Regions from separate parts of the Mus musculus genome. Here all the other regions are linked to region 2. A link is a loop called in an ENCODE intact Hi-C map of the cell type or tissue named here. Cell type or tissue: gastrocnemius. All regions are shown on one strand.

Evidence for each region. Peaks named below come from ENCODE experiments on the same cell type or tissue, not always from the same donor. Only the 100,000 strongest peaks of a DNase experiment are listed, where the experiment ranks them.
Region 1: a loop joins it to region 2, with 11 times the contacts of the local background. A loop is called at or near these places in 32 of 42 quality-filtered maps.
Region 3: it touches region 2 in a loop (6-fold over the local background); 8 of 42 quality-filtered maps call a loop at or near these places.

Annotation. Positions count from the first base shown.
Region 1 is chr14:36,866,076-36,868,575 of GRCm38, forward strand. No RefSeq gene overlaps it. Among named protein-coding and RNA genes, the nearest start is that of Gm25204, 100 kb to the left of the region's middle. In gastrocnemius, a CTCF peak has its summit at 1,070 (motif pointing right); a DNase peak (open chromatin) is centred at 1,068.
Region 2 is chr14:36,936,387-36,938,886 of GRCm38, forward strand. Ccser2 (coiled-coil serine rich 2) reads right to left here. Exons shown (of 11, transcript NM_027045.1): 3 at 2,198-2,394. Among named protein-coding and RNA genes, the nearest start is that of Ccser2, 31 kb to the right of the region's middle. In gastrocnemius, a CTCF peak has its summit at 1,180 (motif pointing left); a DNase peak (open chromatin) is centred at 1,170; H3K27ac peaks cover 482 bases.
Region 3 is chr14:37,032,204-37,034,703 of GRCm38, forward strand. No RefSeq gene overlaps it. Among named protein-coding and RNA genes, the nearest start is that of Rgr, 16 kb to the right of the region's middle. In gastrocnemius, a CTCF peak has its summit at 1,267 (motif pointing left); DNase peaks (open chromatin) are centred at 516 and 1,244; H3K4me3 peaks cover 681 bases.

The sequences.
Region 1 (2,500 bases), 70 kb before region 2:
ACACACAAAGAGACAGACAGACAGACAGACAGACAGACAGACAGACAGACAGACAGAGAATAAAGGAAAGAAATACATTGCCAGGCAGATATTTGTTTTGTTATGTTGGGTTTTGCTTTGTGCTTGTTTTATGTTTTTGTGTTGTGTTATCACTGTGATGTTGTGTGTTTTTCTGCATCTTGTTTGTGATACAAGATTTTGCTCTGTAGACCAGTCTGGCCTCAAATCTTTGATGCTCCCCTACCTAGCCTCCCAAGAGCCAGAATTACAGACACACGTCACCACGCCAGACCGTTTATACAACAGCACATTCTTTAGAAGTCACATTTGAAATATTAAAAGAATTAAATTTTTCTGTAATGATCCAATATGATATAGTACACTTCAAAGTGTAATAATTCAAAATTTAAAATGGAGATATTTTAACTTGATTTTTATTTAAAACATGGTGTGGATTTTAAAATTCTAAGACGTCACAGTTCAGAGCAGCTTTGATTTGAATTCTCTGTAGTCACATATAGTCATCACAAGAGCACAGACCTAGTGTTCATCCTTGATTCATGTCACAGAGCCCCACAGTTAGCCACTATGTCAAGGGACAAGGTATTGGACCCTCGGTGCTGCCTTTGACACATAATTGAGCCAAAATCACAGGGCGTTTCCATCTTAAGTGACTGTCCCAGGAAAAAGGGACCAGGGTGGACCAGGGCTCTTCCAGAAATTAAATGAGGAGCCTAGGCTGGCTCTTTCAGTAAATCAGCGTCCACACCACGGTCACACCCAGTGTGCTGTTGTTGAGCGGCTATTTAATTCCAAGACCAGAAACCTGTTATAAACTGTTCGGCTTTTCGTGGACAGTAAAGACAACGAGATGTTTGCTTCCCTATTTGATTTGGACGTCGGAATACACAGGGAAATATTACTCTTCATGAAAAGATTGCTCTGACCCCAGGGCTCTAATTGCATGTATTTTGGAATGCTCTTGATTTTGAAAAGTTAAGAAACTGTTTCCATTTGTGGAAACAGACTCCAGATGCATGCATTAGGAAGTTGTTTGCCAATTTGACCACTAGGTGGCGGCATTATATAATAGAAGACACCAAACTTCAACTCCATGTAGGCCATTTTCCCCAAACTGTAGAGATTACTCAAGAGCCTCTTCAAAGTTCCAACGTGCTATCTTGCAAAACTTGGCAAAATAATACTAAAAGTTACACGGAATTTTAAAACTTAATGAAGCAAGCTATAGAAGCAAGCAGATTTCAAGAGCTTTCAAGTAGCTTTCAAGAGTTGAAATTCACCATGCAGAATGTATGTCAGGATAACAACCTACTGCGGGTACCACAGGTACCTTCTCCAGTGCAGACAGCATCAACCCTAACCCACATGGACTTCCAGTCTTCACTCATAATGTTTACACTGGTAAATGCTTAACTCTGCAAACCATTCTCCACAAATAGTAGTTGCTGGGTAAGCAGGTCTCCACTCACTCAGCTCTACCTACAGCTATACCAGTGGTTTTTTCCTTTGCAGTCTGTGCCCACAGGACTGCTAGCTTTGTACCATGACAATTACAGTCCCCAAGGACCAGGGTGCCTTTGAAACTCAGTCTTTTTTTTTTTTTCCGTTCTCAATTTCACTCTTTAATTTATATTGCACCAAAAGAAGTTCACAGCTGGAGAATGATATTAAAATTATACAGAATATTCTTTCTTTAAATCCCATTTCCCTCAGGCTAATTCTTGCCACTAAAAGTAGTTTAATTCTTTTCTAAAGCAAGTCCCCAAAACAAATACCCATACCCATTCTCCATCTCTTAATGGTCTCTCGTGTGTGTGTGTGTGTGTGTGTGTGTGTGTGTGTGTGTGTGTGTGTGTTTTAAGCCAGATATCAGATCCTGAACTCTTTTGTAAGAGCATTTATATAAACCACAGAGAGCATGGAAGTCCGAGAGCTGAGCCTCCCAAATGCTCTGGCTGAATTTCTAAGAGTGCCAGTGTTTCCCTCACAAATGAGACATAGAGAAATTTTATTAAAGGGTTTCTGGGCACTGTTTAGGGCCCAGTGCTGGCTCCTGCTGTAATATGTGTTTGGGAAAAGAAGATAGGCCCAAGACATTCCATGTGTAAAGGTTCCCAGAAATGGGGTCCCACAAGTGGTCTGGACACCTCATCCTGTCACCCTGGATCCCTGTGACCACCCTGGAAGCAAGCTGGAGCTTTGCCTATCCCATCCCTAAAGTAGAAAGCTGCTTTCAGAAACAACAGGCATTTTTCTAGGCAAAGCTCTGTGGCCCCAGTGAGTCAGTGGGTCTCCCAAGGTGTCTAGCTTTAGCAGACTCACCCCCAGGAGAAAAACAGTTTGTACAATCATGCATGATTAAACGAGGTGACAAGGCAGTAGCCACTAGGAAGAGAAGGCACCACTATTACCTACAGATACGGTCCTGTACACAGACCAGCTCTTGAGGCCCACAAATAGCACTATTGAAACTGATAAC
Region 2 (2,500 bases):
ACATAAACAGCTGAGACTCTGGCTATTAACTTTAAAGGAACCAGTCTCAAATCTCTGTTTATCCTTGACAAGAGAAGAACTTGTGCATGTCTTTAACACTCCGGTCCGTCAAAAACAAAGTCTCACTCTAAAAGCTGTATCAGTTGCAGGAAATAGAGGCTCACTGCAGGGTAGGTACTGCACAGTGCTGGAGTACTTACACAGTGTGCACAAGACCCTGGGATAAATTCACAACAGGAAGGTTAGGGAGGAGGTTCATCTAAATTATATCAGCAGTGACAACTGATGCACAATCTAGAGCAATTCCCTCATATGAACCCAGACTGGAGTTGTCAGTTGTAATGCCCAAGGAAAGGGACAGCACACTAACGTTCATCTGCAGTTATGTTACATATATTAGTGAGAATTATTTTAGCAAAGAAAAAAATGGAAAAAAAGAAAAGACAATTTAAGTAAAAATAGTAAGATGTCAAAGTGTAGTACATCAAAAATGCCAAGTACAAATGAACTCCTTAGTTAAAAAAGACCAAAAAAGTTAAATAAATTATGTGCTAAGGATGAAGTGAGTTTACTGTAAAGGGAAGAAAACTATACAAATAAAATTGGCAAAGTATACTGATATCTGGGCAAAAAGGGGTGACAAATTCATCAGTGGAAACAAAACAGCTCAGTGCAGACCAGTGAAGTGATGTGTCATGAAAACAAAGCAAGCTGGAATTATTCAAAGCAAAACATGTGAACTTCCATCAAAACTCCCAAGAGGATCTTAATGTGCCTTTGTCAGTAAGCCCGTCCTTTCTTGGACTTTGCCTTTCCCTTGGATCAGAAAAGCGCAGTATCAAAGCTGGGCGTGGTGGCGTGCACCTTCACTCAGCACCTGGGAGGCAAGCGGATCTCTGAGTCTAGTCTACATAGAGGCTTATAGGACAGGGAGCCTAACTCAAAAAGCAACAAAGAAAAAAATCAGGAGCCCCTATTTTTTCTAAAGTACAGAGAGAGTATAGCAGATGGACTGGTTGCTTCTCATCTGCTATACTCAAGCATATTAATCAAGGAATATACTGAAGGATTTTAACACCATGGTCACCCAAGTATATTATAAACTCAGTAGAGGGGGCCTTTTGTCAGTTGCAATAATCTCTAAAAATAGCAAGTTCTAAGCGGCTCACTGCTGCCATCTACTGGACAAAATGTTGATAAGCACTTCAATTGTACATTTCAAAATTCTAATAAAGAACACAGTCAAGTCATAAACTGTAACCTTGTTCTGGCCAGATGAAGATACTCCACAAATGGCACATACCTATGTCTGTGCAACTTAAAAGCCTTTCATAACAGTATCTGGTTTCTCCGTGCCACAGGCTTATATAGATATAGAAAGCTTTGCTGCCTGAAAGCCAGTTAGAATGTTATATATTTATAAACCAATTTGATTTGTGAGTATTTCTATTTCATAACCTAAATAATTACCCTGAGCCATTTTAACCACACCAGTTGCATTTTATTAGCGTGTCTGTATCTAAGTTGCTTGTAATGTTTTATAAAAGAACTATGCATTAATATGTGGTGGCACTTGTAGTTCCCTCTTTCCAGACACAGGGAGATTATTTTCCTATCCCCTTAGTACTTATGTGGGACCACAGACAAACTGATTTTCAAGTGTGAATGAAAACACCAGAGCCACTTGCAGGCCAAATTAGATACTGCAAGGGTGTGACTGACAGTCCTGTCTCCTTCTGTCTTGGTAATAAGGGCTTCAAAGACAAGGTCAAACCCAAAGCCAAAGCAGCTTAGGTCATTATAGGCAGCTGTCCTAGAGAGTCGCCCAGACCTACAAAAGACTTTGTTAAGAATAAAAGCCAAAACCTCCCACTGTATTAAAGGCACACTGGACTGGCGACAGAATGGTAGGTAGTCCATCAGCACAGCCTACCCAGATACTTGGTCCTGGATCAACTGGTCCATCAGTCCACCACTCTTTCTGTAGGAAGCGCATGTTAAGCACCATCCCTGACACCCCTTCACCAAGGGGCACTTCTCAATACAGCAACTAAAAGTGTTGTAGATGTCACGTTCTTAGCTTAACTTAACCAATACACTAATGCCTTTATAATAAATTATGTATGTGTGTATTTGTATGTGTTTGTATAAAGAAATAAAAAGAAATCTCCCAAAGGGTAGAGAAATCCATACATACTATGCTGTTCATTTCAGAGGACTCATAGCTGCCAACAGGATGGACACTCCCAATGGGCTCCAGGCCCTCTTCATCCCACATGTACGTTCCATCAGAGCTATCGGACGGAGAGAGTTCAAATGAAGACCCAGCTCTGTAATCCGTATCCGGTGAAATCAAGTTGTTTCCAGATGTATGCTTTGTACATTCACTCCTGTCTTCAAATGATTTTAAAAGAAAGAAAAAAGCGTGAATTTATAAAACACAGTCATTTCTCATTTCTAAAATATAAGCTCTAATAATCCAATCTATTATAACAGCATT
Region 3 (2,500 bases), 96 kb after region 2:
AAGCTGTTACCTTATGAGTAAACTTTTCTGTTAGGTCCCTGCTCTTAAAATCCCCACCTATCCCCTAATAACAACACAGACTTCTGAGCCACTCGTAAACATGAGTCTTTAGGGGGTATCTAAGACCTAAACTCTATCACCGAGTTTGGCAATAACAGAGGTCAGACATCAGAAATGATGGAGGATAATCCACTCCAGCATCATATATTGCGGATGAGAGAATGTTTGCTAAACCAATTATCTAAAACTGGGTGTCATAAAGGTTTTACAGAGGGGGCTAAAAGAAGCCTGGAGTGCCGGAGTTGCCAGAGACTGTCATATTGACTAAGTGGAAAAACTTGGATTCTTGCCCAGGTCTTCCTGACTGTGAATTCTAAGTGCTTTCCAAGCTGCCACACTGACTCCTACCTAGAGGGGCGAAGCTGTCACCGATGCCCAACAGCTGCAGTGGGGAGAGCAGCTGAGCCAAAGAAACAACGCACAGAGACAACGGAGGCCATTGTTAAGAGAGTTTGATGGGCAGAGAGAAGAACAGGTGTGCAGCATTGGAGCCAAGGAACAGCTTGAGAAAGAAGCAACCAGTGACCATGATTGACAGGAGAGCGGAGGCTCAGGGGCTGTGCTTTTTGGTTTTCATCCAGAAGTTTCCTAGCTCTTGTTCCTCGGAAATATTGTTTACCCTTAAAGGGCACGCAGTGAGAATGTGCACCAGCCGCTTCTCCAGGGGCTGTACCAGAGTGCCCTCAAACCCAGCACTCAGTAGTTCACAGTTTGTGTTTGTTCACATGGAATCTCAGCATCCAGAGCTATGACTGTCACCGATTTGGTTTTTGTTTTGTTTTTACCCGAGACTCCAAAGCCAGAAATGTCCAGGGAGTGTCCTAACATCCAAGTTAGACAAAGACCAGGCCATAAGTGGCCTAGCGGCACCTCTGTCCTATGTGGGAGGGTTCTGAAGTTTCACATCCAACTAAACTTTCCGGTGATGCTTTTGAAGGCAGAGAAAAGGGGACTTTATGGGCGCTGTCTGCAATCACTCCAGACAACGTACATATAATTCTGCTTCTTTCAAGGAGAGAAATGGGGTCTTAAGATTAAGAAACAGGCAAGCTACAGACCTCAGTACTTAGAACAGACTAAAGAAAGCTCAGAGAAGATCCAGCAGCCTGGGCTGGGAATTCATAGGCTTTTCCCAAAAGGCGCCACCAGGCAGGTGGCCCAACATTAAGTCATCATTGAGAGAGCACTGCCACCTTGTGGTAGCAGCTAGGCACTGCACACCTTCACCGACCCATGAAGGATTCCTGCATATTAGAGCTTTGCTTACCTTTTTCTCTTTTATTGCCTAAAAGACAGGACTGATAAGCATCGGCATTTACCGGGATAGAAAACGGGAACCAGGAGTTTGTGCACGAAGAGTGAGCTTATATTTAAACAAACTGACCAAGAGTCTTTCTAACTGGGAAAACAGAAGCTTTCTGTGTCACAACAATGTATCAGAAGGCCGAGAGTGTAGCTCAGTCCATAGAGACTTTACCTACCAAGCCTGCATCCCTGGGATTGATCCCCAGTACAACATAAACTGGGTACAGGAACAAAAGGAACAGAAGTTCTAGGTCTTCCTTAACTGCAATGAAGAGGTCAAGACCTGGGCTACATGAGATTTGTCTCAAAAGGGTGTGTGTGTGTGTGTGTGTGTGTGTGTGTGTGTGTGTGTATGGGGAAAATGTGCGTGATGCCATGCCTGGCTCTCACATTTTAAATTAAAATGATATCATTTGAGCTGGAATTTCGTATTAGTGGCCCTGGGCATCCCAGGGAGCTCATTCTAAGCTCCCATTCTCTTCTGCTATTACTCTGTTTTAAATGAGCTTTGGTCAAAAACTATTTGCTTGCTAGTGCTATTGTAACACAGCCCCATAGGCCTGAGGCTCATCTAACACACATACACCTCTTCCATGGGGTCCTAAGCTCAGAATCTGAGCTCAGGTTCCTGCTAACGTTGGTGTCGAGTGAGGCTTGTGCTCTAGGGGTGCAGCTGGCAGCCTTTCTCTGGGCTCACATGGTCCTGACTTGCTGGATGCATGGGAGGGGACAGGTAGCTAGAGGCCTGGCTCTGTGCTGTCCCTTCGTAGAAAGGAATCATCTTGTGACATTAGGGCAACACCCTCACTTAACCTACTTCTGTGGAGACTTTGCTTCCAGGGTGGGGTTTGGGGTTTTTTTTTTCTTGCTGTTGTTGTTTGGCTTTTGTTTTGTTGGGAGAAGAGAACTGAGCCCATAACATACATTTTGGTCGAGGAAGAGGCTTTTGATGGTCTCAGAACCTTGGGACCACATCAGTATCCATTGAGATCAAGAAGACAGAAAACCTGGGCAAAGAGGGTTCTTCATCCCCAAGGGGGCAGCAGAGACAGAGGCTGCTCATGGCACGGGCGTGCTTATACCGTGACTTTCTCTAACTGAACTAACTCTCAAGGGAAAAATCAGAAATCACAGC